Linked DNA regions of Homo sapiens: regions 2 and 3 are each linked to region 1. The links are chromatin loops, found by intact Hi-C in ENCODE. Cell type or tissue: Caco-2. All regions are shown on one strand. Each heading gives the region's core, and the rest is flanking DNA. Links, peaks and the distances in the headings are about the cores only.

The links. A loop is a pair of places that touch in the nucleus more often than their neighbours do. Peaks named below come from ENCODE experiments on the same cell type or tissue, not always from the same donor. Only the 100,000 strongest peaks of a DNase experiment are listed, where the experiment ranks them.
Region 2: it touches region 1 in a loop (6-fold over the local background); 9 of 110 quality-filtered maps call a loop at or near these places.
Region 3: a loop joins it to region 1, with 4 times the contacts of the local background. A loop is called at or near these places in 7 of 110 quality-filtered maps.

What each region holds. Positions count from the first base shown.
Region 1 is chr10:21,949,015-21,959,825 of GRCh38, forward strand. The region is part of intron 1 of DNAJC1 (DnaJ heat shock protein family (Hsp40) member C1); the gene reads right to left. Among named protein-coding and RNA genes, the nearest start is that of DNAJC1, 49 kb to the right of the region's middle. In Caco-2, for the core only: a CTCF peak has its summit at 4,749 (motif pointing left); no DNase peak of the experiment used is centred there.
Region 2 is chr10:21,745,997-21,756,807 of GRCh38, forward strand. It overlaps LOC107984214 (a long non-coding RNA gene), which reads right to left and starts at 7,632. Exons shown (of 2, transcript XR_001747388.2): 1 at 4,444-7,632. It overlaps DNAJC1 (DnaJ heat shock protein family (Hsp40) member C1), which reads right to left. Exons shown (of 12, transcript NM_022365.4): 12 at 10,552-10,759. The coding sequence ends at 10,691. RefSeq lists enhancers at 2,014-2,513, 4,977-6,176, 5,264-5,558, 5,929-6,588, 6,589-7,249 and 3 more. In Caco-2, for the core only: no CTCF peak of the experiment used is centred there; DNase peaks (open chromatin) are centred at 5,465 and 5,780.
Region 3 is chr10:21,512,400-21,523,210 of GRCh38, forward strand. It overlaps SKIDA1 (SKI/DACH domain containing 1), which reads right to left. Exons shown (of 4, transcript NM_207371.4): 3 at 8,990-9,081; 4 at 1,076-7,259. The coding sequence starts at 5,423. The coding sequence ends at 2,697. Among named protein-coding and RNA genes, the nearest start is that of SKIDA1, 7.9 kb to the right of the region's middle. RefSeq lists a silencer at 4,899-5,058. In Caco-2, for the core only: no CTCF peak of the experiment used is centred there; DNase peaks (open chromatin) are centred at 3,912, 4,592 and 5,092; H3K4me3 peaks cover 3,490 bases.

The sequences.
Region 1 (10,811 bases), core at 1,021-9,020:
AATATTTTTAAACTTTTGCTCATCTTCAGTAGTTAAAGTTTAAAAATCTGTATGTATATTTGGGTTAAGTGTTTTCTGACTAATGCAAAACAAACAAACAAAAACAGGAAAAAAAGTAAGATTCCAGGAAAGGAAATGAAATAACTGTACCTAACCAGTTTTAAAATGAGGGTTCAATTTTCTTCCTTCGCATTACATACCTATGAGAACCAGAAATAAATTGTTGAAATAATTTTTGGATATATTTGGGTATAGTTTATCGTTCTCTGCTTTTAACCAATTGGATGATTTTGAGTCATTTCCAGAACTAGAGTTATGTCCTATTCTATTTGGAAGTATCCATGCTTCAATAAGTGATTGCTCCCTTGCCCTTCCCCCTCCCCCCACCCCCTTCTTCTTTTTTTTTTTTTTTTTTTTTGAGATGGAGTCTCTCGCTTTGTTGCCCAGGCTAGAGTGCAGTGGTGTGATCTCGGCTCACTGCAACCTCTGCCTCCAGAGTTCAAGTGATTCTTGTGTTTCAGCCTCCCAAGTAGCTGGGATTACAGGCACCTGCCACCATGCCCGGCTAATTTTTGTATTTTTAGTAGAGACAGGGTTTCTCCATGTTGCCCAGGCTGGTTTCGAACTCTTGACCTCAAGTGATCTGCCCGCCTTGGCCTCCTGAAATGTTGGGATTACAGGTGTGAGCCACCGCACCCGGCCAATAAGCGATTGCCCTCTATTGACAAACTAGGTAAACCAGTCCTCGAAACCTTTGGAGTTAACTTGGTAATTGGGAGAGTTAAGGAGGACTGATATTTCATGGAATATAATCACAGCACACTTTTAATCTAGTTGCGTATTTATTGGCGTGTCATTTTGCGTGATGACCAGTGTTTAGAACTGGGTTGATTTCATTCAAATTTGCTTCAGTTTTTGCTTAAATTAGTGTCCTGTACTAAAAATGTTCTTAGTCAAATTTTCCATGTCATATAATTTTCTCCTGTGGTAGTCTACAAATGCAAAAATATGTAGTCATCCACAGAATCTTTTTTTTTTTTGAGACAGGGTCTCACTCTGTTGCCCAGGCTGGAGTGCAGTGGCACAATCCACCTCACTTTATTGTGCTTTACTACATGTTGCGGCTATTGTATCTTTTTCCAAATTGAAGGTTTGTGGCAATCCTGAGCCAATCAAGTGTATGGGTGCCATTTTTCCAACAGCATGTATTCCCTTCCTGTTTCTGTATCACATTTTGGTAACTCTCGCAACATTTCAAACATTTTCATTATTATTACCTCTGTTATAGTGACCTATGATCAGTGATCTTTGATATTACCATTGTAATTATTTTGGGGAGTCACGAACCATGTCTATATAAATTGGTAAATTTAATCAATAAATGTTGTATGTGTTCTGACTGATCCGACGACCAGCTGTACCCCCATCTCTCTCTTTCTCTTTGGGCCTCCCTGCTCTCCGAGACACAACAATATTGAAATTAGGCCAATTAATAACCCTACAGTGATCTCTAAGTACTCAAGTGAATGGAAGAGTCACATATCTCACACTTTAAGTCAAAAGCTAGAAATGATTAAGTTTAGTGAGGAAGGCATGTTGAAAGCCAGGACAGGCCAACAGCTAGGCCTCTTGCACCAAACAGGCAAGTATGAATGTAAAGGAAAAGTTCTTGAAGGAAATTAAGTGCTACTCCAGTGAACACATGAATGATAAGAAAGTGAAAAAGCCTTAATGCTCATACGGAGAAAGTGTGAGTGGTGTGGATACAAGATAAAACCAACCACAACATTCCCTTGAGCCAGAGCCTAATCCAGGGCAAGGTCCTAACTCTCTTCATTTCTGAGAAGGACAAGAGGGTGAGGAAGCTGCAGAAGAAAAGTTGGAAGCTAGCAGAAGTTGGATCACGAGGCTTAAGGAAAGCAGCCATCTCCACAACATAAAAGTGCTAGAAACAGCAGAAAGTTCCGATGGAGAAGCTGCAGAAATGCTTTAATTCAGACTTGGCATTGCTGCCAGATAGATTAAAAAAAAAAGTAATCTAGATGGCCAGGCGAGGTGGCACTTTGGGAGGCCAAGGCAGGCGGATCACAAAGTCAGGAGTTCGAGACCAGCCTGACCAACATGGTGAAACCACGTCTCTACTAAAAATGCAAAAATTAGCAGGGCGTTGTGGTACGCACCTGTAATCCCAGCTACTAAGGAGGCTGAGGCAGGAGAATCACTTGAACCTGGGAGGCAGAGGTTGCAGTGAGCTGAGATCATGCCACTGCACTCCAGCCTGGGTGACAGAGCGAGATCCATCTCAAAAAAAAAAAAAGTAATCTAGACAAGCCTAAAATACTACAGATGACACTACACAATGCCAATATACTGGTTAAAAAAGCAGAAAACTTAATCTGGCAACCTAAATGATTATAAAATAGAGAAATTTTTCTCCTACCAAATTAAAGACAGTTTAAACTGTTTCTATAGCAAACAACAGCTTTGTGCTTTATTCGTTTTCCCTTAAAAAAAAAAAGTTTAACAATGTAAAATTAACTTGATATATAAACCATTCCTTCATAGTGCAAGTGCTTCACAGAAATGGAAAATATCAGTTTCCCTTTGTCCAGAGAGACTCAAGTTACAAATTAAGTCGAAACTTACCCATAACTATTTTAAATAAATTTATTTCATTAGTAACTACTACTACAAGGTAACCACTAATAAATATTTGTAGTGGCATAATAGTTCCTTAATGTGGAGTTTTCCTACCCCTGAGAAACAGGCCATACTTTTACAAGTTCACTTTGTTACACAATTAAAAGCTAATTTAATGCAATTATATAAGTTTAGAAAGTATTAATAAAAGAATGCTTGAACATTTATGTGATGTTCTTGAAATGTGTCCCTTTGTTAATAAAGTCCCAAAAAATTTAATTAGATAAGGAACAAATAAAGCAACACATGGCTTTCTGGGAGACTGTTACTACTGAGGTGATTAGCAAGCAAATTATGCTGCAAATTTAGCTGACTATACATCCTGAAATGAATTTAGACCATATTTGCTTAGCCAAATAGAAAATCAACTGTTGCCAACATTATTGTTAAGTGTAATTATAAAAAATTACTGGCAACTACTCTGTTTTAGTAAGGTTTTTGTCTCAATAGAGAATAAATAAAACATTCATTCATGAAACTGAAAATAAGTAAAACCCCCAAAAACTACTTTTCATGCTTCTCATATAATTTTTCAGTTATACCTTTTTTCAACATAAAACAATTATTATCTCATGTCAATTTCAAACCAAAGATTACAAGGCTTCCAATATTTTGAGTCCATAAAAACAGACAACTTAAAACAATAGCTTTTTTTTCTTCACTGAATGCTTTATGAGACATCAAAATTAACCTAGGTAATTGTGTACTAGTAGAAAAGTAAGAAAGCTTCCTATTCTTTTTGTTTTTTTAAAGACAGGGTCAGGCAGGCGTGGTGGCTCATGCCTGTAATCCCAACACTTTGGGAAGCAGACGCAGGCGATCACCTGGGGTCGGGAGTTCGTGACTAGCCTAGCCAACATGGTGAAAACCTATCTCTACTAAAAAAATACAAAAATTATCCAGGCATAGTGGCGTGCGCCTGTAATTCCAGTTACTCGGTAGGCTGAGGTGGGAGAATCACTTGAAACTGGGAGGCAGAGCTTGCAGTGAGCTGAGATTGCGCCACTGCACTTCAGCCTGGGTGACAGAGCAAGACTCCGTCTCAATCAATCAATCAATCAATCGATAATAAAGACAGGGTCTCGCATATTGCCCAGGCTGGTCTCAAACTCCTAGGTTCAAGCAATCCTCCCACCTCAGCCTCCTGAGAAGGCCAGCTGGGAAAAATCACTATTCTTTCTTTTTTTAAATTCACCATACAGGGTCATTCTCAGAAAACTTATTGTTCTTGTTTCAAGTTTTCTTATTATTCAAGAAGTAGACACTAAAATCAACAGTGCACTAAGAACATTAACATCATATTTCTACTAATAATGACAACTTCCCTTCAATATATAGTGATAACAGACTCTCTTGACTGTAAAAGGAAAACATTACTGAAGAAAGTAAGAATATTTACTAAAGAACATATATATTCTTTAAAAAATTATTTTACATTAAAATTCCTAGTTTTTAATTTTTTTAGTTGGGCAATTGAGTTGGAGTAATAGTTATGTTCTCTTGGGAACTCAAATGTTGAATGATACTAGGCATAATAATATAGATGGTCAGATTTAATTATAGTGCAATATTGATTTTAAGCACCTGACTTCTTATTAAATATCTTTTACTAACTTGTTAGATATGCAAATCATTTATACTAGATAGAAATGTTTGACTCAAAGTTTAACATACTTTTCAACAAATATTAATAATGATTTAAAAATGTAAGATACTTAAATAGCCATTTTTTCAAATTATTAGGTAATTTGGTGAATTAATTTCCATAATTACATCTGAAATAAATTCACCCTTAAATATTATTTTGTAAAAATCCATTCTGGATTTAATATATTATGTAAAATAATATAAAATATGCATTTGGAAAGATACAGGAAATGTTTTCCCTTAGAAAGTACTGAAGCTCCATCTAGAGGCTTTTCCCCCTATTACTGTCACTTGCAATATAAGTAATATCACCTAGAAATGTGAATAATATTAAAATGTCAGGGATTTCCTTTGTACCTACGCTTTTGTTATTCATAATGAGTTCTTGCCCTAACCTTCTCAGGGTAGAGCTCTAGCTCCATCACTGCCATCAAGTGGTAAAAAACTAAAACTGAACTTTAAAAAAAAAAAAAAAAAAAAAAAAGAAGAGGAAAAAAAAAACCAACTATGTATTCTTCACCACTTACACACTTTCCTTTGTTAGTTTAATAAATGGGTTTGTCTGTTTAACCTTTGCTATTTATTGTTTAAATCAAATTATATAAAAAAGTTGCCATATGTTTCTAGAAAATAGCACTGTACACTGTCTCTCAATCTAAAATTTTTTCTGGGCATTTTTATATTTGCAAGGCATATAAAAATATTTTGAATTAAACCTTTAGTTAAATTATGTGTTTTAATGTAAGTACAGTTCATGAATTACTCCACTGAGAGGAATAGCGATGAGAAACACAAATACTTACTCGGGATTAATGAATTTTACAGTACACTATAATACTTTATAAAAAGAGGAAATAAAATTATGATGTGACTAAATTAAGTATTTTCTCTTGCCTCTAAAAATAACCTAGATTTCATAAATCAGACACTCTCATTGTACTCTCAGGATGTAGTCATAATGATACTTCCCAAAAATGTCTTCACTAGCCTAGAAGTGAAGAAAGATCAGAATAAGCATCTAACACTATGTTGCAGGAGCTGAAACTTTCAAAGAGGCAAAAACTACAACTACAGAATCTAGGAGAAAAGGCCAATGAAATAATATCTCAGTCGAAGGGCTACTGCTCTACAAAGAGGCAGCATCGCCCCAAACGTAATTTTTCAAATATTAAAAAAACAGTTTGTATAGGAAATAGTAGGCTGAAATATAGAGTTAACTTAGTAACTCTCAACAACCATGTTTAGAAACTCCCCCAAATTACTAAGATATCTTTATTAATTGGCCATCCTTTTGATGTTATATAATTGGTTAGATTTTAGTTTTTACTGAGAAACAATAAAACAATAGCAGCCAACATTCCTACTATGTACCAGGTACAAATCTAAGCTTATCACATAATAAATGTATTAAACAGCCTCTCAACAACCCTGTAAGATAGGTACTACTATTATTATAATATAATGAGGAAACTGGGCACAAAGAGGTTAAATAACCACCCACAGTCACACAGTTAGTAGTGTGGCTATGATACAAAACCCGAGCAGTGTGCCAGGGTAGTCCTCACTCTTAACCATTTTCCTTTAAGTCAGGTTTTCTCAACCTTGGCACTATTGACATTTCTGAACCAGGTAATTCCTTGCTGTAGGAGGCTGTTCTGTGCATTATAGGATGTTTGGCAGCACCCCACCAGATGCCAGTAGCATTACCCACTCCCAGCCCCCCAGTTCTAATAACCAAAAATGTCTCCAGACATTGTCAAATGTCCCTGGGCAGGGGGGAACAGCCCCCAGTTCAGAATCACTGATATAAAATAAAAATTTAATCCGTTATAACATTGCAGGAACAAATGATAAACAATTTACCTGAAATTAGTTTTCCCCAATTTTAACTTACTTACTGGAACATAGAAATTCTTAAATCTACAGATGATTTAGAATAGTAACACTCTACATCTTACTATTTAAGGTAAAAATTATATGAGGGGCAAACCTCTTCAGGTAAAATTTATGTAAGCAAACTTGGAAATAATGGAGATACAGTGTATACAGAAATTTCATCAAAATTTTTTAAAGTATTACCTCTGACAAATGGGACTGAGGGCCAAAGGATGAAAATATCACCTTTTACTTTACATATTTCTGTATTATATTAAATTTTTTCCTTTTGATTCATTTTTCTAATAACAAAAATTATATATATTTATAAACATGATGTTTTGAAACAGGCATACATTGTAGGATGGCTAAATAGAGCTAATTAACATTTTCATTACCTCATATACTTTTCTTGTAATGAGAACACTTAAAATCTATCGTATTTTATTAAAATTTTATCAAACAATATTTTGTTTTTTACTAAGTTTTTTAAAAACCAAATTTTAGGAAAAGCATTTTCTTTTTGACATTAGCATCTCCATATGCTTACGCTTATAAAGTAAGCTATTTTCACATATTGTGTTATGTTCTCTCCCACATGCTAACATAGAAAATAACAAATTCATGTGTCTTTGTCCATCTGTTTTGCATTGTTGTAACAGAATATGTAGATGTAATACCTTGATTCTTAAAAACTACTTTAAAAAATTTAAAGAAAAAACTTATTTTACCTTCGAATTCTTTTCATGTCAGTATATACAGGCCAATCTCATTATCTTTGTATTGTGATGCTCTAACAATACCCGAGACTGCGTAATTTATAAAGAACAGAGATTTATTTCTTACAGCTCTGGAGGTTGAGGAGTCCAAAGTCAAAGGGCCCACTTCTGGCAAGAGCCTTTCGCTGCATCATCCCATGGCAGAACACAGAGGGCAAGAGAGCACGAGGGACAAAGAAGGGAAGAGGGCTGAACTTATCCTTTTACCAGGAACCCACCCCAATAACTAACCATCTCCCACCATAACTGCACTAACACTTTCATGAGGGTAGAGCCTTCATGACCTAATCACCTTTTAAAAGTCTCACCTCAACACTGTTGCATTAGGGATTAAGTTTCCAACACATAAACTTTCGGAAATACATTTACATCATACTATCATGACAAAAATAACTGTGTCTAATTAGAAAAAAATTATTAATTAACCATAGGTTTGAAAGTTAATAGATTAAATAAGAGGACACTAGAGGTATTATTTTCAAGAGTGCTGCTTATATATACACATATAAATTTATGTACATACACATAAATACACATACATATATAAATACATATTTATGTACATATATAAACATATGTATATAAATTATATAAATATAATTTTTATTTATATATAAAACACCTCTCCCATTACCACAATGGGCCAAGCCACTATAATTTTTTGCCTGGATCATTACAAAATCTAACATATCTCCCAGCTTCAGACCCTACCTGGCACCTTGCCTCAACAGTCTATTTTCAGCACAGCAGCCAGATTAAAACAAAAAACAGATGCAGTTAAAAGCCTCCAACAGTTTATACATAACACACACACACACACACACACACACACACACACAAGTAGGTGTAAATTTTTCTTTTCAGACAATTCTTATTTCTAGATTTTTTTTTTTTTTTTTGAGACAGAGTTTTGCTCTGTCGCCCAGGCTACAGTGCAGCGATCTCGGCTCGCTGCAACCTCCGCCTCCCGGGTTCAAGTGATTCTCCTGCCTCAGCCCCCCAAGGAACTGGGATTACAGGTACCCGCCACCGCACCTGACTAATTTTTGTATTTTTAGTAGAGACAGGGTTTCACCATCTTGGCCAGGCTGGTCTTGAACTCCTGACCTCGTGATCCACCCGCCTCGGCCTCCCAAAGTGCTGGGATTACAGGTGTGAGCCACTGCGCCTGACCAGAATTCTTTGTAATAACTTTAACCATATGTATTTTGCCAATCCCTGATTATAGCACTGTTTCTTATTTCTGATTATTCAGAAACCCTTTAAAGAAAGCATGGAAGAATAAAGCCTCCTCTATTCACTTAACTTTATCATTAATACTTTCATTGTCATCTTAATTCTTTTCCTCTATTATCCTATTTGTTTTTACTGCTGTAAATAAATTGTACATATTATATTGTACCTTCCTTTTGTCAGTATATATAAAAGTTTCCATTTTACTTCATAAATTTAATAAAGTAATGTTTATGTTTATGGTCAAGTAATGTTATAGCTCCACTGAGTTAATTTAGTATAATCTACTTACCCATTCATATTTGATCTTTGCAATAGTTCTGTACTATATCAAATTGGCAACTAAACATTTTTCATGTGTTTACTTTCTTCTCTATCACCACGGCCATTATTTAGGCTTTACTCATCTTTTTTCCTTTTCAGTTATTTAGTCTCTTTATACTTTGCTTTCTGTCAATTACACAAGTAACACATGAATAAATAAATACATACATTCTTCTTCAAAGCCTCATTCTCTCAACAGAAGTAATTATCATCAGTTTGGTACATATACTTCTCAATATTTTTTTAAAAATGTGCTTACTTTCATATATGTGTACATGTAGAAATGTTCCACTTTCTTTAAGTGATGGTACATTAAGTGACGGCAAACTTAATGTACTATTATTAAGCAAAATACCTTTCTTATATTAAAACAGGCTCATAATACCTGCTTCTGTCCATTCACATATTTCTCTACTGGGCTTTACTGTAATATTCAGTTTCATATAAGATATGCTACCTAACACTGGTTTTACCAAGGATTTGGCTTTTTATTAGAAGCATATAATTGAGAATACCATTGTATTAAATATATACTATTTTAAAACAGAAACATATAAGTAGAAACCTGAAACTAAAACTATAATGGAGTTAAAAAGTTCAACCAAAATTTCTCCATATAATACTAATAAAATTTTAATCCAAATGATTGAGAAATGAAGGTTTTTTTCTTTCTTTCTGGTATTTATGTATTTTTAACAGCTTTATTTAAGTATAATTTACAAACCATAAGAGTCACCTGTTTTAAGTGTTTAGTGATTTTTAGTACATTTATATAGTTCTGCAACATCACGATAATCTAGTTTTAGAATATTTCCATCAACCCAAAAAGATTCCTTGTACCTGTCTCCACAGATTTGTCTTTTTTTTTTTTTTTGAGACGGAGTCTCGTTCTGTTGCCCAGGCTGGAGTGCAGTGGCGCGATCTCGGTCACTGCAACCTCCGCCTCCTGGGCTCAAGCGATTCTCCTTCCTCAGCCTTCTCAGTAGCTAGGACTACAGTGCGTGCCACCACGCCCAGCTAATTTTTCGTATTTTTAGTAGAGACGGGGTTTCACCGTGTTAGCCAGGACAGTCTCGATCTCCTCACCTCGTGATCCACCTGCCTCGGCCTCCCAAAGTGCTGGGATTACAGGAGTGAGCCACCGCGCCTGGCCCAGATTTGCCTTTTCTAGGCATTTCATATAAATGGAAGGGATGAGGTTTTTCTGATATATTTAAACGTCAGATTTGGCAGAAAAAAAAATCACTATTTTTTTTGCAGAAAAATTTTGCTGTTGAACTTCTTTCTAAAAGTTATTAACATGCTTTGTTCATTTGGTAAGAACATTTTGAATATAACAGAGCTCCTTCTCCTTCTTTACTTCCTACCCTTCCTTCTCTTCCTTTTACCAGTTTATGCTCTTTTAATATTTAACAATCTTTACTCTCAACAGCCCGGTTTCTCAGTACAGAATGCATGGAAGGTATGAGGAATTGGCCTTTCTAGTTCAACTCCACTAAATATCCTGATAGTTTAACAGGAAAACAAAACACCAAGAAATCCAACATACTGAACTTTTTTCTTTTTTTCTGAGATGGAGTCTCGCTCGGTTACCTAGGCTAGGATGCAGTGGTGAGACCTTGGCTTGCTGCAACCTCTGCCTTCCGGGTTCAAGCAATTCTCTTGCCTTAGCCTCCTGAGTAGCTGGGATTACAGGTGTCTGCCACCAGGCCCGGCTAATTTTTTTTGTATTTTTAATAGAGACGGGGTTTCACCATGTTGGCCAGGCTGGTTTTGAACTCCTGACCTCAAGTGATCTGCCTGCCTCAGCCTCCCAAAGTGCTAGGAGTACAGGTATGAGCTACTGCGCCCAGCCACACTGAACATATTATATCCTCGAGATGTTTTAGTTTCTCCTGAATGTGGAATACATTTTTAAAACACTGATGAGAAATCCGGCCAAGCACTGTGGCTCATGCCTGTGATCCCAGCACTTTGGGAAGCCATGCAGATCACCTGAGGTCAGGAGTTTGAGACCAGCCTGGCCAAAATGGTGAAACTCTGTCTCTACTGAAAATACAAAAATGAGCTGAGCTTGGTGGCAGGTGCCTGTAGTCCCAGCTACCCGGGAGGCCAAGGCAGGAGAATCACTTGGACCTGGGAGGCAGAGGTTGCAGTGAGCCGGGATAGTGCCGCTTCACTTCAGCCTAGGCGACAGAGGGAGACTCCATCTCAAAAAAAACAAAAACAAAAAAAAAAAAAAGAAGAGAGAAA
Region 2 (10,811 bases), core at 1,857-9,856, 200 kb before region 1:
ACTTAAAGTGACAGGAAAGATCTTTGAAATCAAATTTTGTGTTTATTAAACTAATCATTTTTTAGGCCAGTTAGGCATGGCTGTCACAGCAGGAGCTGTGTAAATGATGTTCCCTTGTCTTTTAGGGGAAGGGGATCTCGGGGGATTAGGGGAGTAGGGGCAGCATAAAGGGCAGGGTTGGAGAGGACTACGCTAGTCACAAGGGATCAGGTGGGCACAGGAAATGAGGCTAGAAGAGGGCTGTGGGTTTGCAAGAAAGAGATGATTGGTGCTGTGCTGGAGTGTGGTTTCTGTAGTCCTGTGGCCACAAAAGGAAGACTGTAAATGCGCATTAAGGCAGCAAGCAGCGTGGATAGTGCAGTGAGGTGCCCTCTCTACAAAACAAAGTTAGCCAGGCATGGGGTATACACCTGTAGTCCGAGCTATTCAGGAGGCCTAGGTGGGAGGATCATGTAAGCCCAAGAGGTCATGGCGGCAGTGATCATGTCACCACACTCCAGCCAGGGTGACAGAGTGAGACCTCTTCTCTTAAAAAAAAAAGGGGGGGGGGCTAGCAACTGGTCGGGCATGATTACTCACACCTGTAATCCCAGCACTTTGGGAGGCTGAGGTGGGTGGATCACCTGAGGTCGGGAGTTCGAGGCCAGTCTGACCAACATGGAGAAACCCCGTCTCTACTAAAAATACAAAATTAGGTGTGGTGGCACATGCCTGTAATCCCAGCTACTCGGGAGGCTGAGGCAGGAGAATCACTTGAATCTAGGAAGTGAAGGTTGTGGTGAGCTGAGATTCTGCCATTGCACTCCAGCCTGGGCAACAAGAACGAAACTCCATCTCAAAAAAAGGCGGGGTGGGGGGATTGGCTAGCAAGGTGCAGAGTGGGTGAATTCGGGAAAGGCAGATGGGAGAAGGGAGAAGGTGGGTATCAGGAGACAAGTGTGTTATTTCTAGATCTGGGTCCAAATATTCCAGATGAGCTCACTGCCTCTTCTCTGGCCTGCTTTTTGCTGCACACTCCCAAATTCCATGAGGTTGAATTTTCAGGTTTTGTTCACAACTGTTGGTTTACTTCAGGTACAACCAGAGCTAGGCCTTTGGTTGGTGAGGACTCCAGCGCCCCACCCTCCAGGTGAGCCACCAGTGTGGCCACCACCCTTGTCTACTTTCAATGGGAGAGCCATGTCCTCCGAGTGTGGACAGTTGGCAGAGGGTGTTCCCAAGGATGCTGAGCTAGGCATCATGTCAAGCCCTTCACCTGCTTTGCCTCACCTCCGCTTCACACAACTCTGTGAGGGCTGTTTTGTCTCCCCCATTTTGCAAATTAGGAAGTTGAGTACCTTAGGAAGATACAGTCACATAGCTGCCAAAATGTGAATTGGTGCAATTAAGAACAAGAATGATCTGAGGCAGGTAAAGTGGCAGCACCCCTTGACGCTCTTAAAGCCCCTCCCGACTCAGAGTTCCTAAGGAGTGGCGGAGGCTGGGATGCCTCTTCAAGATTGAGGCCTCTCGGGGTGTGGGCTCGGCCCATCCATCCAGCACTGGCTCCCAGCACAATTCCACCCATTGCTGTGCACCCCAGCAAAACCCAGCCATGCTGTTCTTGAACATACCATGTCCCTGACATCCCTGTGCCTTTCCCAGGCATCACTGGTAACTAGAATCATAAAGGCCTGGACATGGCTATGGCTGGAGTTTGAGCTGTCCCTGGCTCTGCATTCATTCATAGTCTTTCCAAGGGGTGTAGGGGTGTGCGAGCCTTTGCCTGGGTGCAGACTGGAAAGGAACTAAGGAAGAAACCAGAGACCCCTCGGTGGACCTGTGCATTGAACTGGTTTGGGGAATTCAGGTGAGATTATGTGAGACGACTGGAGAAGACAGACAAGTTGGAATCCCCCGCAAAAAAGCTAGGGAGGCTTCAACCTCCTGGAGGCTTTTAGGGAAAAGGAATTCACCTTTTCTAAGGCCCTAGCTCCAGGCGAGCTGCTTTCTCCAACTCCCTGGGAGGGATTCTTACCCTCCAGCTTATTGGAGAGGAGACCACACAGGCAGGTTGCCATACCTCTGCTCTGGCTCTTTTGGACATGAGGGAAGCACCATAGCTCCCTGAATAGAGTGGAGGATTCTGCCGGGGTTTAGAGCAAAGGGCTCTGGAACCACCAAGCTGACCCTCACCAGACCCCTACAGAGGGGGGCAGTTGAAGTCACTGGGGTGGGAGAAGGGTGAAGACAAGGAAGAAGACTGCAGACTTTGGGGACACCAAGACTAACAAAGCAAAAGATGAAACATCTGGACAGGAATCTGAGGAGCCGCCAGGGGAACTCTTGGTTTGATTTACATCCATTTCACTCCAGAATGTGAGGCTGTAGAAAGCTGGAAGATGTCATATACCACCTTCAGGATTAAAGGGGTAAGGTCAAGCCTGAAATCACCTTTTGGACATGGTACTTAGGTATTTGGTGACATGAACAGGAGCAGCTTTGGTGGCGGGAAGAGAGGTACAGGAGTCAGATGACAAGGGGCTAAAAGGTAGGAGGCAGTGTCTAAGGCTCCCAACGTGTGCCCTTAAATACTTGATTGTACAATGAGGTTGTATCAAACCAGTGTCAGTTCACCTTGCTTTAACAAAGTGCCATAATCTGGCCGGGTGTGGAGGCTCACGTCTGTAATCCCAGGACTTTGGGAGTCCAAGGCAGGAGGTTCACTGGAGGTCAGGAGTTGGAGGCTGCAGCTATGATCACTCCACTGCACTCCAGCCTGGGTAAGACCAGGACCCTGTCTCAATGACATAATTTTTTAAAAAATGCTGTAGTCTGGGTGGCTTATATACAACAAATATATTTCTCCCCGTCAGTGAGGCTCTGTTCCAGAGGCAGAAGGCCAACTCACTCGGAAGGGGGCAACTCTGCTCTCTGGCCTCCCATTCATGGGGGCTCCACCCTCCTGATCTAATTATCTCCAAAGGCCCCACCTTCTGATCCCATCTCCTTCGAGGTTGGGGTTTCGACACATGACCTTGCTGAGGGGAGACAGATATTCAGTCCATTGCAACCAGTGAAAAAAGAAGTTACCTCATGGTTTGCAGCAAACTCAACGGCATCTTCATTTTGGTAGTACCTTCCAAAGTTTAAAATTAAAGCATGAAATTCAATTTGTGCTGATCAGGTTTGTTTTCCTTCAAACTCTGATGACTGCATCTGGGGTTTCTCACTTGGCTCCCGTAACAAGCAGATGGATGAATTAGGGGATTCCATCTTGGTAGCACTGCCACCTTGCTGGTTCCCCAGGGCTCCTCCAGAGCAGGCAAGGTCGGGTGCTCTCTGCAGCTAAGTTGCCCGCGTACATTGAATTGCTGAACAAAACAGGGTCCCATTTGCTTTGCAGGCTCTTAGCCTCATGCAGTGGTTCTTCCTGGCTGGCCAGTAGAATCACCTGGACATCAGCACCTTCATGCGGTGATTCTCTACCCAGGACCCATTATTTCCCCGCCCCTCCCCCAAGACAGGGTCTCACTCTGTCACCCAGGCTAGATGGCAGTGGTGCAATCATAGCTCTGTGCAACCTCAAACTTCTGGGCTCAAGCGATCCTCCCACCCCAGTCTCCTGAGTAGCTGGGACTACAGGCATGTGCCAGCGTGTCTGGCTGAGTTTTTTATTTATTTATTTTTTTAGAGACAGGGTCTCATGTTGCCCAGGCTGCTCTCAAACAATCCTGCCTTGGCCTCCCAAAGCGCTGGGATTACAGGTGTGAGCCAGTGCACCTGGCCTGCAACCAATTTTTAAATTCTAGTTTTTAACAGAACAGGACAGACATAATTGTAGCCAAAGAACAAATTTCCAATAGTGATTGTTTTAAGCCAAGCCTCTTAAAAAGGGAAAATAGCTGTGGTCAAATATGTCAAGATATCTACTGTTTAACTGCAGTGATATCTAACTTTGTGAAACCAAGATTGGAACCAAAATGACAGTATAAGCAATGAGACATTTTATCTTACATTTCACAAGGTATTTCTTTTTGAGTAATAACAAAAGCAAACATGACCGAGATGGCTCACTTTCCTTTATGACTGAGGCCACAGTAAATCATACAGCGACCCTACTGTTGCCCCCAAAATCTGTCAATTTCATTTTGTAAACGGTATACTTTTTAAACTGTATGACCCACAGATGAAGTTTATTGCAGTAAACTCACGTAATAATCCAGGAAATACTGACCCGAGGACGCTCTTGGTTTGGGGCCATTCCTGACAAGGCTGTGAGGGCAAGAGGCCCCCACTGTAAGCGACCCTGGCCTGGCTCCCACCCCACGTCTCAAACTCAGGAGTGAGGTTACAAAGGGAGTCCCCCGACTAGAGGGAAACACTATGCGTGTTTCAGCCCAATATTTGGAAGTCGGATTTGTTTTAGAAAATACCAACATCTGTTTTTACCAAATGACTAACCTTGTCTAGTTGCAGTCACGCAAGCCGCACGCCAAAGTCTCGCCTCTCCTCAGCCTCCACAGCCAACTCCTGGTCTTAAAGGCCTGAGCCCAGGTGCTGGTCCGTGGCTGGGAGCGGGAGGCCTGCAGCACAGGTGCCGGTGCACGTAGTTGCAGAAGATCCTGCCAGGCTGGGCACTGACTCAGGTGTCTCTGGAGCTCAGCCATTCTCTGAGGCAGGTGGGTCTTCACGAGGGCTGGGGCGGGACCAGGACTCACCCCTACCCTGGGGCTTTCTAAACCAAAGCAAGACAATGGAAATCTCCGCACTATCCTTCCTCTCTGGGGAGTTCAGCGCCCCTCTGAAAATCTGCAGGCATTTGGGATGGGCCACCTGTTAGCAATGCCCCATAAGACAGGAAGGCCGCATTACGTAGCACCCAGGCTGGGTGTCCTGGGCCCCAGGGAACACATGGCCTCCCTGTATGCACAGAACATGATTTAAACCGTGCCATTTAAACTTCAGGAACAAGCCTAACTGCCAAAATAAACAACAACAACAACAACAACAACAACAAATACCCTAGAAAATTAAGTTGGGATGAAATATTTGATAGAGCTTTAGTTCTCTACTTGGAGAGGAGTTTGGGGGAGTGTGACTGGCATATATCAAGAAGAAGCCCTGCAGCAAGAGGCATTTTTTAAAGTGTCTGAAAACATTGACAGTGGGAAGCTTATTATAAGAGGTCTTATTCTAAAACTGCAAAGGCAATTTGAGAATACTCCAGTGGAAGACTAAACCCACAGTCTGCAACACTCAGGGTGTTTGCCAAGCACGTGTGGACCAATTGAAAACAAACTCCTAGGCAGTTCCCAAAGCAAATTCTGCAGATGAATCGGATGATTTGGTGAAAATCTAAGTAAGCTGGTCCACTGATGAAAAACCTCCTTCCTTGCATGCGCGTCCGTGTGAAGAGCCCACTAAACAGGCTTTGTGTGAGCAATAAAGCTTTTAATCACCTGGGTGCAGGCGGGCTGAGTCAGCGAAGGGAGATAAGGGAGATAAGGGTGGGGCCGTTTTATAGGATTTAGGTAGGTAAAGGAAAATTACAGTCAAAGGGGATTGTTCTCTGGCGGGCTGGAGTGGGGGTTGCAAGGTGCTCAGTGGGGGAGCTTTTTGAGCCAGGATGAACCAGGAAAAGGACTTTCACAAGATAATGTCATCAGTTAAGGCTGGGCAGGGCATTTTCACTTCTTTTGTGATTCTTCAGTTACTTCAGGCCACCTGGGCGTATACGTCCAAGTCACAGAGGATGCGATGGCTTGGCTTGGGCTCAGAGGCCTGACACTTCCCACCCCAACTTTTCCTAATAAGGCATTCTAAGGCCGTGCACGGGGAGCTCTTGCACACCTGGGGAAGAACGTGGCTTGGCTGCACATCCCAAACATTCCTGACCCTCTGTGGGCGGGGGGGGGGGGGGGGGCGGGGGCAGAACCCCCATTAAGGATAAGTAAGACAACAGGTGAGTGTGCTTCGAAAACTGGCGCTATAAATGGTTTGAAGAAATAGTAGCACTGAGATTTCTGCCCCAGTGGGGAGAGAGAATTTAAACCACTAAAGGATAAGAGACTCGGGTATCCAGGAGGATGAGGGCAGTGCCCCCTCGCCTGGTGTCATGCCTGGGAGTATACCCTGCTGCTCTGCGCTCTGCGGGGCTGAGTGGGGTGGGGGCTGCAGATAGCCTCCCTCCCTCCACTCCTCCCCCAGCCGCTCCCGTGCCCTCCTGCAGCCCTCAGAACCACAGCCCTCTCCATGGCCTTGGTCCCTGATCCTTCCCCATAGTCTTCACCTACGATTCAGACGTGGGTCTTCCGATCCAAACTCTGCCCTTAAACCACACCTGAGGAAGAAAAGGAGACCAGGCTGAGGTCAGCCCTAGGGAAGAAACGTCCCTACTCAGTGGCAAGAGGAGGAGCACAAGATGGGGGCAGAGCCGAGAGGGGCCCCGAGTGTGAAGGGCTTTCCGAGAGCAGCTCGCTGCCCCTCAGATATTAGCACCTGCATTCTGTGGACAGGAAATGAGCCCCAGAGAGGGGCTAATATCACTTGCCCAGGCCCCAGGTCATCAGCAGCAGAGCTGCTGCCTGAGGTCCAGTCTAAGGTTCTCCTGTGCACCACATGGGCCCTCCTGGGGCCGTGTCAGGAGAAATGTCACCGTACAGGCTGTGAGCCTTTTTGGGTGAGAGGCCCTTGGGGCACGCAGTGAAAGATGTGGACCCTCTCCCCAGAAACGTACACACCCAAGATAGAATGATTTTGCAAGCCCTTTGCAGGGTCCCCGGGAGTGCACGGAGTGACCCAGGCCCCTAGGCCCCGGGCTGGGATTCTCGCCCCCACGGGCAGGAGATGGAAGGAGTTTGACTCTGGCCCATCAGCGCTGCTGTGGCCATCGCCACGCAGAGACGATGGTGACAGGAAGCCAGGCTGTCAGAAATAATATTGTTTCTGCCAAGCCAGGCACTGCGTTAGAAAGACTTCACACAGATTATCTCACTTTATCATCCTAACAACCTAAGCGGCAGCTGCCATTATTCTCTATTTTCCCAGATGAGGAACTGAGGCATAGTAGTAAAACAACACACCTGATGTCACCCAGCTTCGCGGACAGTGGGAGAGCCAGCGCCCCCCAGCTCCAGTCAGGTCTCACTCCCTGCAACACGAGCAAATGGACATGGCCATGGGGGCGAGGACTGGGGGGCCTGCCGAGGAGCTGGAGCCATGGGGTCCCCAGAAGTAGAGGCCTAGAGGCAGCACCGGTACCCACTGCACCTCAGGGCTGCTCGGTGACCGCTCTCAGGGCAGCCCTGGGCTGTTCTCAAGATCAACTTCACCCTCAGGAGACTAAGTTATGCCCAGCTGAGGATGTTCACAAGGACACACTGCAGGCCCTAGAGGCAATACCCCTGGAGAGGCTCCAGGCCCACGGAGGACGTGGCGGGCCGGTGAGCAGCCCAGGGCCCTGGGCCCAGGGTGGACTGGGGTTTGCCCTCCCACCTGGGACATTCCAGGTTCACGTTTTCTCAGGTCTCATTTAACAAGGAAAAAATAGTACACACAGCACTCATGTCCCACAGACAACTTCTTTTCTTCCCTCAAAAAGGGAAAACCAGCCTGGGCCACAGAGCCAGACCCATCTCTACAAAAAAACAGAAAAAATTTGCCAGGTGTTGGTGGTGCACGCCTGTGGTCCCAGCTGCTTGGGGGGCTGAGGCAGGCGGATTGCTTGAGCCTGTTAGTTTGAGGCTGCAGTGAGACATGATTGTGCCACTGCTCTCCAGCCTGGGCAACCAAGCGAGACTGTCTCTTAAAAAAAAAAAAACAAAAAAAGCGTAAACTGAAGAGGAAAGGGAGAAAGTGGTTGGGTTGGTTCTCATGAGCAAGACGGCAAGAACAGAAAAGCAAGCACGGGCTACCTGTGGCGGCTGGGCACGGCATGGGGAGGCCTCCTCAGTGGGCAGGGTGAGGTGGCTTGGGAGGACACGGGTCTGGGAGTGGGAGAGGAGAAGGGGCACGGTGGGGCTGTCACGTGGCTGGTGGATGTGCCACGTCCCCACATGCATTCAGCACATTCCCTCTCGAGGATCCTCGCTCTCCTGCTGTGACCCGGGGTGGCAGCTGTCATCTGTCTGTGTACAGAGCTGTGCTCTGAGAGCTGGGAGCCCACACGAGTCCTGCCCAGCCTCTGACCCTGGCCTCCCCCGCAAAACCCCCCACCCCATCCTACTTCAACTGACTCCTTGGCCTCCAGAGCCCCCCGAGGGGATACCATGGGCAGCAGGCCTTTCCTGGCAGGCAGAGACAGGCAGCAGAAAACCACACTAGCACCTCACTCTCTCAAGGCAGCTGGAGAAGATGAGGACAGGGTGAGTTGAGGGGTTCCAGCAACTCAATTTCCTAAAGCACCTCTGGACCCCCCACGGGCCTCTCCCGCAGAAAGCCCAGGAAACTTATAACTGGGCTCTGGGGTGTGTGTGAGAGGAACCCAATTCAGGGTGCTGTAAGTGAAAAGGATGACTTAATGGCAGAACGCTCACAGAGTGTCCTGTGTTGTGTAACAGGCCTGAGGCTGGGCTCAGAGACCAGAGGGGCCCCCAGCCTGGCATATGGCCAGGACGATCCTCCCCTCTCCCTGTCCCTCTCCAGGAACCGGCTTCCTTCTCAGATGTGTCACTCACATGTAGCCACTGTGACTGCACAGCAGTCACCTCATGGCCCCCCAGCTGGAGGACAGAGTTCTGGGGAAGACTCGGATTCCCGTGACTAGCCTGGCTTTGGGTTGTTACAGGAAGACAGTGAGCACCACTGGAGCCAGATGACTGTGCCTGTCCCCTGTCCCCACCTGGCCAGACAGGCACCACTTCCCTGTCCCTGCTGGCTGAGGCTGATGGAAGCTGCTGCTCCCTGACTCAGGCAGTTCTGTGCAAACCAGACCGTGGAGACGGTGGCTGGTACAGGCTGAGCATCCCTAACCCCAAATCCAAGATCCGAAATGCTCTCAAGATCCAAATTTTTGGAGTGCCAACGTGACGCCACCAGTGGAAAATTTCACACCTGACGCCTCTGCTTTCCAATGGTTCAGCAAATAAACTTTGTTTCTTGCACAAAATTATTAAAAATATTGCATAAAATTACCTTCAGGTTGTGTGCATACAGTATATGTCAAACATAATGGACGTCTGTAATCCCAGCACTTTGGGAGGCCAAGGCGGGAGGATCACTTGAGATCAGGAGTTCGAGACCAGCCTGGGTAACATGACAAAACCCCATCTCTACTAAAAATACAAAAATTAGCTGGGTGTGGTGGCACGTGCCTGTAATTCCAGCTACTCAGGAGACCGAGGCAGGAGAATCGCTTGAACCTGGGAGGCGGAGGTTGCAGTCTACCGAGATCGTACCACTGCACTCCAGCCTGGATGACAGAGCGAGACTCTGTCTCCAAAAACAAACAAACAAACAACAAAGAACGTGGTGTTTAGATTTGGGTCCCATCCCTGAGCCAACTTATTATGTATATGTAAATATTCCAAAATCAGAAAAAAAATATGCGAAATCTGAAACTTGTCTCAAAAATTTTGGAAGAGGGCTTGCAATGTGCTGTTTTTTCACTTTTCCGCTGCTCTTTTTGGGATGAGGGAGTTGGGTATGAGGTGTAAGTTCCCTACGTCTGCTCGGCCTGAGACCTGAGGCAGCCTCTGTCACCTCCTGTCAGGGAAAGGGCTGGGGACTTACCTGGTTCCACGTCCTCTGTATAGAAAGAAGCTTGCACTGCAGAGTGGGGATCTCTGCCACCCAAACTTTCCTCCAGGAAACTGTACCCTCACTTTACTCCTTAGGGAATATGACGTCTTTAAGATATTTTATCAAATCACGTCCCTTAACTGTGTTCTGGTTATCTTCATGATTTTCAAGTTTAGGCAAGCTGTGTTCATCACACTATTTCCACGCCCTGAGCAAATGACAGAAGATTTAAAAGGAGCGCTCAGCTGACAGTGACAGTTCAAACATAGCATGAAAGACTTCGACAGAAAGTAATAGTATAAAATAGTGATTTTTAACTTAGGTATGAAAAAACGGTCCCAATTTCATCATTTCCTGAAAACGGTCCTGCATGTTCTCTGGAAATTCTATCAGGTGGGAACACATTTCTATCAAGCAGCTCAAACTTAGAGTGTATTACCTTATGTCCTCCTTCACCTAGACTGTTTTTTTTCCCTAGATATATTTAACTAATTAAGATAATCTCACATTGTTCTTAGCCAGCCAGCTGGATACCAACCTGGTTTTCTTCCTCCCCAAGCAATTGATCTTGCTATTCAACCCCCAATAAAGACACGAACTGCTGTGTTCTTTGGTCGTGGTTTTAGAGAAACATTAAATTTGAATTCTTACACATTAGTTTGTTCACATGTTCCTTCAAAACCACATATTTTTGCCTGATCATTAGAAAGCACTATTTGTTTATTCCCTAAGAAAGTACACTTTGAAGTGATGAGAAATAAAATAATCTGCAACATACCCAAATCCTTTTTCCCCCAGCACAGTATTTGTTTAAACAGTATAGCACAACACTCATCTTTTATTTATTTATTATTTTTTTTTACTAAGGCACATGACGTAGAAATATTGAGGTACAAAATGCAAATTTCTGCATAAGATTTTTAAGATATTCATTTTGGAAAATGAAGGTGAACATCATCTCCCAGAATATTCAGCTTTTAGCTTGTTTTTTCTTTTGGACCAGTTCAACCAGCAACTTGTACCTAGCGATACAGTCTTCCTGTAGGAAGAAAAAAAGAGAGGTGAGAACAGTCACTTGCACAAGTCAGTGT
Region 3 (10,811 bases), core at 1,551-9,550, 440 kb before region 1:
TTATAATTTAGGAACAATGAGTCCTTAGCCAACAAGAGAAGTACTAGTCTGCGTGTAGTAGTCACCGTACTTTGAACTTTCTTAACTTAGAAGTAATTAAAGAGTAGAAATTACACTCTTCCAATGTGTGTGTCACACTTTTTACAGATTGATTTTTCAGGACAACTTACTGCACCTAAATTCTGTATTGCTTTCCAAAGAGGAAAGAACTGAGATTATGAAGCCAATTGTTTAGCTTTCTGGGGCTTTAACTATAACATGGACTGGTCTTTGGAATTATATACAAACAAGAATTCAAGGATACCATCCCCAAATTTTCACTTTGACCATATCTACCATTCCAATAAAAAAGAATCCAGTGAACCTACACCTGGCATGGCAACATTCAAGAAGGAAAGGAAGGAAGGTAGTTGAAAGCATCTGTTTACTCCATCCAAATGTATTTGGATGCAGGTATTCTCAGCCTCGGTCCTTTACAATAAGAGGAAAACCACAGAGCATATTCAGCAATTAGGGGCTGAGGCCATCCAGATCTAACTGAAACATTTATAGACAAAAGGAAAATTTCAAAGGGAATAGGAACTAAAAGGTTAAGGAAAAACAAAAACAATAGACTGAATTTCCATGAGAAATAGTGACTTAAATTCACACAGTAAACATTTCATTGGTGTTTTGTTTTGTTTTGTGATTTATGATCTATAGATGCAACTTCTTAGATTCAAGATAGCAAGGATCTGAGATACATAATTTGTCAGACTAAAGGAGGTGGGCCAGAAATTATTAGATTCAACTTTCATTAAAAAAATCACTGATCTCTGCTTCACTTTCTTAAGCCTGAAACTTTTCCTACTTGATGTGTAACAAGTTTGTAAAGTTTTGTTCTTGCTTGGAAAGAAATCCACCAGTGTTCTGCACAGAACCTGACTGGCCTCGTCACATAGTATTACAACAAAACACTACACCCAATAAATGCATTTCTTTCAGGCAAAAACATTACAAGTGAAAATGTCAACAAAACCATTCAATCCTGTTAACCGTTCTTCAATCTGGAATAAGTAGAAATGTATGGAACCAGGAATTTTAAACAGTGTTTTTAATTGAAAATAAAGCTAAAGCATGCTTTTCAACAGTGCAAATTTCCATAATTTTGATTTACTGCTTCCATCATCACAACACAGTACACCAGCATGGCCCTTACCCAGGGCTAGACCCTAGCATTTGCATGTTGAACTACTTTGATTTTAAGTGCAAATATAGATAGTCACCTCTGATTGTCACTTGCAGTAGAAACTCTCCTGCTCTATACACAGGATGGTCTGAAAACACAAGTTTTAGAGAGATGCAGAAAAAGTATAAGGTCATAAAATCCAAGTGCCTGAGTTCTGGTACCAAAAAGCCCTGAAAAAACTGTTATTTTTCATTTGGGGTATTGCAACTCTGACCCCTCATTTTCTTTTTCTTGGTTGTATTTACTGATTTGTCACTATCAAGAGTTCGGCCATGAAATATTCTGCTATTACGAGAAATATTTCAGCCCGGGCATGGTGGATCACACCTTTAATCCCAGCACTTTGGGAGGCCGAGACAGGCGGATCACCTGAGGTCAGGAGTTCGGGACCAGCCTGGTCAACATGGTGAAACCCCGTCTCTACTAAAAATACAAAAATTAGCCGGACATGGTGGCACGCGCCCGTAATCCCAGCTACTCAGGAGGCTGAGGCAGCAGAATCGTTTGAACCCAGGAGGTGGAGGTTGCAGTGAGCCAAGATTGTGCCACTGCACTCCAGCCTGGGCGACACAGCGAGACTCTCTCCAAAAAAAAAAAAAAAAAAAAAAAGAAATATTTCAATTGTTTTGGGAGTTTGAAGAGTCATGTTCAGACCACAAGATAAGCAGGACAATAGTAAGAGTCACCTTATTTAAAACCTTTGGGTGAGAACACAAAACAGACTTTTCCTGTTGCAAAGGAGTGGCTTTAAAAGTAAAATCACACCCTTTACAAAAAAAATACAATTCCGTATTTATTTTACTCAGTATGTATGAGGCAGCTTTTACTAGCATTTAATCAGGACTCACACCCCAATCTTTCCACTAAAAAAAAAAAAAAAAAGTTAAGTGCAACTACTCTTGGAGAGGGAATAAGGGGAGTCAAAAGAAAAAGATACCCCACAAACAAGAGCTCCAGAAAATAACATTTTGGGCTCACAGAAACTTCTTGCTACCTCACCTCACCTCACTGTGTAACCATGTAACCTAACAAACTTTCACTGAATTAACAGTTACACTTTCAGCTCTGAAATCTAGTGCATAAACTTAATGGCTCATTGTAATATTTATTATTCAACCTTTTGACATTTATTTGTAGCAGTTGAATTGAGGTACCGGGTGCATTATTAGCATCGAAACAGTAAAGTGTTCCAGCTCTACCGTAATAACTGAGTTTTACTTGAGTCTTTAGCCTGAAGTAGTCTGTGGAATGTAAACCAACCCTTCTCCCACCCCGCCCCCACCCTACTCCAGAAAAAAAAAAAAAAACCCGCAACGGAAAAAAAGTAATCCGATTTCTGTCTTCAAAATGCGATAAACCAGGACTCCAAAGGGGGTGTAACACATTAATGGACTTGTACAAACCATCCTGTGCAGTTTACAACAAAAGGAAGGTAATATGGTTCAAGAAAATATCTTCCAAAACATTTTTATGAATTAAATTTCCTGAATTTGTGACTAGGTGGAAGAGGTATTGCAGAACCGCCCAGCTGCCATTTCCATATAGGATGGGCCTTGTGAGGAGTTTGAGAATCCTTAGTGGTGTTTAAGGAATACGCCGGCCACAAATCCCCATCTCTCCCAATAATGAGTGATGGTGGACAAGGAAAATTTGCCATGAAATGAAATGGCCTTTTCACTGCTGATGCTACATTGCTGGCTACCTTTTTGCGTCTGTTTATAACTGTAAAATCATCCAGTGTTCCTTCATTTGTCTCAGTTTTACCTGTAGGACGAGGGCTTCTAGCTGATTTCAAATTTGGTTTGACTGGAGGTGTCTGAAGGACAGGTCGCTTTCCCAGTACTAGTGTCCGGTAATTTTTTCTCACCCTGGCACCAAATTTATATTCCCCATCCTCAGGTTTTGGAGAACCTAAAGTGCATGAAAGGCCCTGACTTTGAGCCAGTGGATTTAAGGAAGGAGTTTCTTTTTCAGGGCATGCAAAACCTTCCTTGGCTGTGGTTAACAAGGCGTCCTCCTCTTTACTCTCAGTCACACTGTAAAACTCACCCTTTGTATCATTGCACTCGCACTTTAGCTTATTTGTAAAAAGGTGAGGTTCATATTCTTCATTAGCACTACTGTCTTCTACTTTGATTTTAATATTGTGCAGAAATGGCAATGTCTTGTCGCCTGTGTCAGTGCAGGGATTCTCGGCTTTAGTTGCTGCTGCTCCTGCAGCGTTCACTTCAGGATCAGTCTGCGAAGAGGGCAAATCCGTAGCAAATTCAGGACAATGAAGGATTTTGGAATATTTTTCTGAATTTGCTTCTGCTCCTGAAGAATCATTATTTAAGAACCTAGCAGCTATTGTGTTGTTATCTGCACAGTGTGTAGTAGGAGTTGTTTGTAGGCATTTCCTAGCCTCTCGGAGTATTCTTTGTTGTGGAAATGCATTGTTTGTCTTTGGGCTAGGTGAAGAGGCCCCCTCTGCCAGGCAGTTAATTGTCAGGTCAGTTCTCTTTACAGCATTGGAAATTTCAGAGTGTGGGAATGTAATCTCAGATACCCTATCGTTCCTTATCTCAGCGAAACAACTCCCCAGGCTGGCCGGGCAGTACACCGGAGATGCTTTGGGGGCCCAGCTCTGCAGATTCCACTCCGCCGGCGACTCCGCTTTGACACTACTCTTGAGGTCGGGAAGTCTGCCGGCATCCTCGAAAGCAGCGGGTTTGGTTGCAGCGGCGGCGGAGGCCAGATGGTACAAGAAGTTGGCCTGCGCCTGCACGCTGGGAGGCTTGCAGAAGCTGGTGCGCCTGAATCGGATGCTCTGCACTGACACTTGGCTGGAGCCGGAGCTGGAGTCCGACTCGGTGGACGAGTCCTCCTCCTCCGAGCTGACTTCACTGGAATCCGAGGCCCCGCTGCCCCCCTCCTCCTCCTCTTCCTCCTCCTCCTCCTCTCCCTCCTCCTCCTCTTCCTCTGAGGACACAGAATTGCTGGAGCTGGACAAACTGGAGCCAAAATCCGAGTCGTTGGCCGCGTGGTCCGAGTAGGAGCTGGACTCGGAGTCGCTGCTGCAGCTCTCGGGAAAGCTGCCCAGATGGGGCTGCGGCCGGTGGTGGTGAGGGGGGTGGTGACTCTGCTGCGGCGGCTGGGCCCGGTGGTGGTGGTGGTGGTGGTGATGGTGGTGGTGGTGGTGGTGGTGCGGAGGCGGGCAGAAGCCGTTGACCAGATGAAACCTCTCCAGGCAAGTGGCCCCCGCGGCGGCCGCCGCCGCCGCTGCCGCCGCCGCCGCCGCCGCCGCCGCCTTGGCTTTGTAGGACCTGGGCAACAGCAGCAGGCGCCGCGCGCCGGCGTGAGGCGCGAGCAGGCAGTCCTTGGCGCCGCCGCGCTTGCGCTTGCAGCGGTAGCTCAGGCTCCCCGGGCCTCCGGCGCCCGCCGCTGCCTTGGGCTGGGGCCCGGCCGCCGATACCTGGTAATAGGCGGCGGCGGCGGCGGCGGCGGCGGCGGCAGCAGCGGCGGCGGCGGCGGCGGCGGCGGCTGCCGGGTGTTTGCTGCACAGCAGGCTCCGAAAATAAGCAGGGTCCGAGGGGAAGGCGACGTAGTTTCCCTGGAGCGGGGCAGTTTCATAGTTTAGAGGGGGTTTGCACGGCGAGCGCACGATCTCCGGGTAGTGCGAGCCGGGGTATTTGCTAAAAATCTGAGGTAGATGGGCGGCGGGGCGCGCGGCGGCGGCGCCCGGGCGCTGGGACTGCGCGCTGATTGGCAGGGGCCGCGCGGCTCCGCTCAGGCCCCGCCAAAGTTGGTGCTTGTCCTTCCAAAATCCCGGGCGGGGGCTGGCGGCAGCGGCGCGCTCTGGCGGCGGCGCCTTTGTGGCCAGGGCCCGGCCGACCCGCCTGCGCTTGGTCTTGAGGACGCGCTCGGTTTTGCAGGAGGTGTAGAGCGCTTCCACGTCTTCCCGGGAGATGAGCGTGCATTTGGCGGCGTGGAAGGCGATGCTGTTAATTGCCTTGAGTTTCCGCAACTCCTCCAGATCGCAGTGGTGCTTCTTCACTTTCAGATGATCCATGCGCTTGTGCACGGTCGTCCTCGGGATGTTTTTCAGCAGATCTGTGAAGACTTGGGAGAGGGCAAACATTTGCTTCCCTTTAATGATGAGGTAGCCGAGCCTCACGCCATCCACCTCTTCAAAACCTGACTTCAGGTCTCCCATCTCGGGCACTAAATGATCCCCACCATTTGCAGTAAATATATACGTGACGCATACATACACATGTATGTATGTTAATCCTCAGCCAGATGCTGCGTGTGTCTCAAGGCATCCTGCTAATAAAATAACAAAGACTGTTATTCCCGGCGAAGGAAGTGCCAAACTCTAGGCGAAATTATTGGGGGGGGGGAAACCCCATGAAATTACACTGACTTGATTCTTGCTTTTTTGTTGTTGTTGTTTTCGTTTTTTTAAAAAAGAGGGAAAAAACCATCCGGTTTCTGATCTGCCAGTGTGTTGGTCTGAGTCCCCGATGCAGATCAGTACCTGGGCCCCTCTATTCCTTCCTTCTCCATTGGAGCACTATGATAATGGAATGTGAAGGGAGAAAGAGAAAAGAAATGCAGCTGCTATTCCCGCCGCTGCTTTAGCTACAAATAAAATGACAGAGTGAAGTGAGCTCGTCCGGAGACACCTTCATCAATTAATTCCCCTAAAGCCAGCGCTGATTGGACACTCCTGACAGGTGATGCAATAAAAATTGATATTCCACCCCTTCCCCCCAAAATCTCCCACTAATTAGCATACCCTTATACTGCCACCTCCCCTCCCAAAGTAAATAATACAGTCGGTATATAAATCTTTCCATTAAACTATCGGAGCTCAGAAACAGCCTGACTCACAGACTTCATCAGAAGCAGTGTGTGTACGCTTAAGGGAGAAAAAAAAAAAAACCGCACCGTATATTCGCCTTTAAAGAAATACTGCCTATTTTTTTCGTTTATTTGCATTTTACCGATACAGCTATTATCATTTCAAAGAAAAGCATTTAAAAAACATTATCAAGCCGAAAGAGAGATACCCCACCCCCTTTTCCTTTTGGAAAATGGAGCTTAAGGGAAAATGTGCAGAATAGCCTGGTATTTCCCTTACAGGAGTGGGGAAGGAGACCGGCTGGGAGCTCCAAAGTTAAACCCGCCCCGTGAACCACCCCAGTGCGGACTTACGTTTGGAATTTCTCTCGATTTTCCTTTTTTTTTTTTTTTTTTCCTGAAATGCCTTTTTACAACCAGAAACAAAGTTATTTGACCAAGGAAGCAGTTCAAGGCTCCAGCTCCGAAACACTGTAACAATTCAACTGGATTTCGGTTCTCTGCTGGGGGGTGGGGTGGGGAGGAGGTAGTTTCACGTCAGACCCATAACAAAGCATAGATAAGCCAGAAATGTGTACACTTTTCCACAATTAACCGTACTGGATTGGAGGCGGGATCGTCCAAGAGTCCCCAGCAAAGCCTTTGCCAGGGTCCTGTTCACCACAGGTCAGAATTCCAGGGAGCAGATTGCTTCCTTCTGCAGCAAAGAAAAGAAACTGTCAAACGCCCAAGGTGCTTCCAGAGGTTTTACGTAATAACAATGAAAAGAAAGTGCTGATGTACGATGCAGACTGTTTCAGTGGTTTGTGATGCTTTTGGTTGGTAGTTTAGGTAAATCTTCCACAACTCCCAGTTTTTCCATCAAAGTCAAGCATCTGCTTTAACAAAATCACTTTGGATGAAAATCAATGTGGTTTAACCTCTTCTTAGTCAAATTAAGGCAAATTTTGGTGTCGTTTTCAAGGATATCCAAAATATTGCCAAATGAGAGCAAGGGTCCTCCCAGTCGCATTACCACGATCCCAAGGCGGCTCCTTGGCTGCTTTGCAAAATTCGGCAAAATCTTCTTAACTGTTCAGTGTTTGCAACTACAACATAAATGCAACCCAGGCATTTATGTGTTTCCTTGTTCCTCCAAAAATAGACACATCCGCGTGATTAAAAGAATAAACGGATATTTCTGAGCCTGCAAGAAAAAAATTATACAGTAATTTCTTTTTTCACATTCAAAAGTCCCAGCTTCCCCTGCTCTGGTCTGGATGGCACGAGCAGGTATGGCTCAAAAAAGAAAACAAAGATAAAAACTGAGGAATCAGACATACAAAAAGGTAGTTTGCCTGACAAGATGAAATCTCGGCCATAATTCCCCACCCCCACCCTCATCTCCTTTGTAATTTCCCAGGAATTTTGAAAAGAATTGGGAATTTCAAGAAGTGCATCCGGAAATTAAGGAAGTCTATTTAAGAGAGTCTGTAACTCAGGAGGTTGGGATTTGAAAAGTCAGCCCCTGAACTACTGTTGCACTCAGCACAGATGTAATCGCCGCTCTTCAACTTAATCAATGTATGTACAAACCGCGATGTCTAGTTCTTGCCTTTGAAATCTAAGGCTAGCATTTCCATCCAAGAAATCAGAGCTACAGCAAATTACATTTTTGTCCCTTGAATGAAAGAAGGATCATTGAATGGATCTCGTGATATTTCAGGCTTTAAACGTAACCGAGAGGCAGCAATGAACAATGCCTCGTCACAGCTAATACCATCCAGCGAGTTGGCTTTCTTTTGCATCTGGATCTATTACACCGTGTTTTTCTCTTTCACTTTCACAGGAGACAAAATGCACAAGGTTTAGGCAGAAAGCGAAGTTTCCAGGAAAAGCAGATGCTGGTGTTTGTTTTTAAAAGTAGAATGACCAGAGTCTTTCTATTGCCAGCAACAATAATGTCGTTTTAAAATTCCTTCTGATGCACTTATATAGTACTGCCAGCCCTCGCCCTCCCACCCCCACCCCCGCCATTCCCCTCCCCCAGCTTTAAGAATTAGACCAAAGAGTCAGCCAAGAAATAGTAAACTCAGAAAAAGCTTTTGAGAAGACAGTACAAAAGGTTGGCTAGAGCATCCTTTTTTTTTTTTCTCCAGGTAGTTTTAGTTGTTCTCCATTCCTGTTTATATTTCCTCTCTCTCTCTCTCTCTCCTAGTCCTCCTACACATAGCAACATGATTTAGTAGCTATTTCAAAACTACCTTCTTTTCCTCTCTCTTCCTCTCTTTCCACCTTTAAAATATTGGCAATATAGGTGGTTTTGAAAACTAGTAGCATATTAAGTTATTTTTTTTTAACTAAGGGCATAATCTGTTGGGTGAAATAGAGAAAAATAAAGGCTAGGGAATTTGAGAAATGTGTCTATATAGACTTTGTGCAAGTATCTCTATATGTACACTCAGACACCTTTACACTTATACATTTTTAATACTACTATTACACATCTTTCTTCGTGTCTAATACATTCTTTTGTTCCTTTAACTTCCCCATCCTTGTGTGTATGTGTGTGTTAGGCTCCAGCACTCTTGCTTGAATGAGTGCATGCACACACACACACACACACACACACACACAAACACAGAATGTGACAGACAGCTTTCTTGGGCCATCAGCACACGTTGCATATCCGGGGTCTTCTCCAGGCACATTGGGGGTCGATCCCGATAAAAAGATCTAGCAGAGGCCCCTGAGCGCTCACACATGAAAGGCAGGGGACTTTAAGATGGATTTGCATGCACACCGGGGATTTCGATCAATAGCTACCAACATTTATGGCTTAGATTATTAATGTGAAAGCTGGCCAAAAGAATGGGGATGAAAAATTAAAGGTGTCTGTTATCAATTATGCTTAAAGTTATGCAATAATTTACTTACTTTGCCTGATGTGCAGATCCAGATGTATAAAGTACTATTCTTCAAAAGCCAGGGGGTTTCTTTGATAAATTTGTTGACCATGTCAGCTGACTCTACAATCAAAGATGAACCCAATTCAGATAATGGACTGTATTCAAATTTTTTTAAGAAAAGATATATCAACTTCTATGTTTCTCAAATGCAAGTACATATGTAGATAGATATGTCCAAATTAACATTTATATATATATATCCTTCTCTGTGGGTCCAGGAAATTATTGTGAATTTAGGCACATGTATGATATGCATTGAGTTTAATTAAATGTGATTATTTACTCAGTGAGGAATGCCTAATCTACACACTATTGTAAAAAGTGCTTTAGCTTTGAAAACAAAGCTGCTTGCAAAAGGAAAATCCTCTTTAGCAAATAGAGATTGAAATATATTCCTAATGTCCACTTACTTCTGCATTTATTGTAAAAAATCAGCACTTTCAGTTTTTAAAGTGAAGGGCCATGAAAATATGAACATATTTGTCTTTACTTATCCCATATGAATGTGCTAGATTTACCTTTAGATGCTCTATTTTGATTTATTTTCACTGTATTTTATGTTTCAATACCATTGCAATTCAGTCTGACCTCTTTCCTCTGGAGCGAAGTAATGCACACGGCATTTACAGTCTTTTAAATGGTTAGCTGGGAAATGCAATAGCAATTTGCAGGAGTAGTTTACTAATGGGGAAAGTTCTTTTGAAAACCTGAAGGAAAACCTAAGAGTACTTTTGCATTTCTACACTACAACTGTCATATAATTAAAGTATTGAAGAGCATTAAAATAATCCTTTTCCTTCCAAGCTTTCACCCATACATACATAATTTAAATGAGGATCACAGCCACCCCCCCCCCCCCCCCCCCCCCCCCGCCACCAGCTCTTCACCATATACGTTTGTTTTAGTGATTGCTGGGCACATTTTGTTCAAAGTGAATTCAGACAGAAAAGAGTAAGGAACATCACAAAGGCCTCAACAATGTAAGTATGCTGGTTAAAAGAATAAAAGCCCCTTGTGCTATTAACTAAAAGTAACTATAATATTCACAAGATAAAAGTTTAAAATAATAATAAAGTCTCATATGGCTGAATTAGTTGAGGATATAAGACAATAAAATCTCAACAGTTCTTTAGCTAAGTTTATCTAATATCACATCTTCTCTGCTTTTTGGGATGGGAAAATGGGAATGAAGGAGTAGAAAATGGCTAAATTGAGAAACAAATGATAACTTAGTATATTTCCTTTAATTTTTTTTCTTTCTGGTTCATTTGAACAAATCAGGGTAAGTCTCCAAAAGGGCCCATCCCTCTGTTCTTAGGCATTTAAAAACCCTGTCTTTAACAGAAGTTTGGGACACAGGGTATATGCCATGTTGTCTACTGACCCATAATCAAAATGCAGTGACCTTCTACCCTTTTTTTGCCCCCTGACCCATCTTGAATTCAATGCAGCCTTTATAAATTTGCAAATCCTTGGAGGTAAAGGGGTTTTTGTGAGGCTTTGTTCTGAAAAAGCCCTAAGAGTGTGCTTTCTAAATTAGACAAAGGTAAAGCAACAAATCCTAGTGGATGAGATTTTACACAGGTGAGCAATAGGCACCTCCAGATAACATATATTGCAAGCTAAAAACCAGTTATAAACATAGGAGACAAGGAGGTTATAGATTGCATCAAATTAGAGTGAGGTACAAATCACTTTCATGATGTAAGAAACGGCTAGGCCACAATCTTCCTGCTCTTCTCATCTCAAGGGCTGTGGGGGACCCTAGTGACCAAGGAAGGAATGGGGTG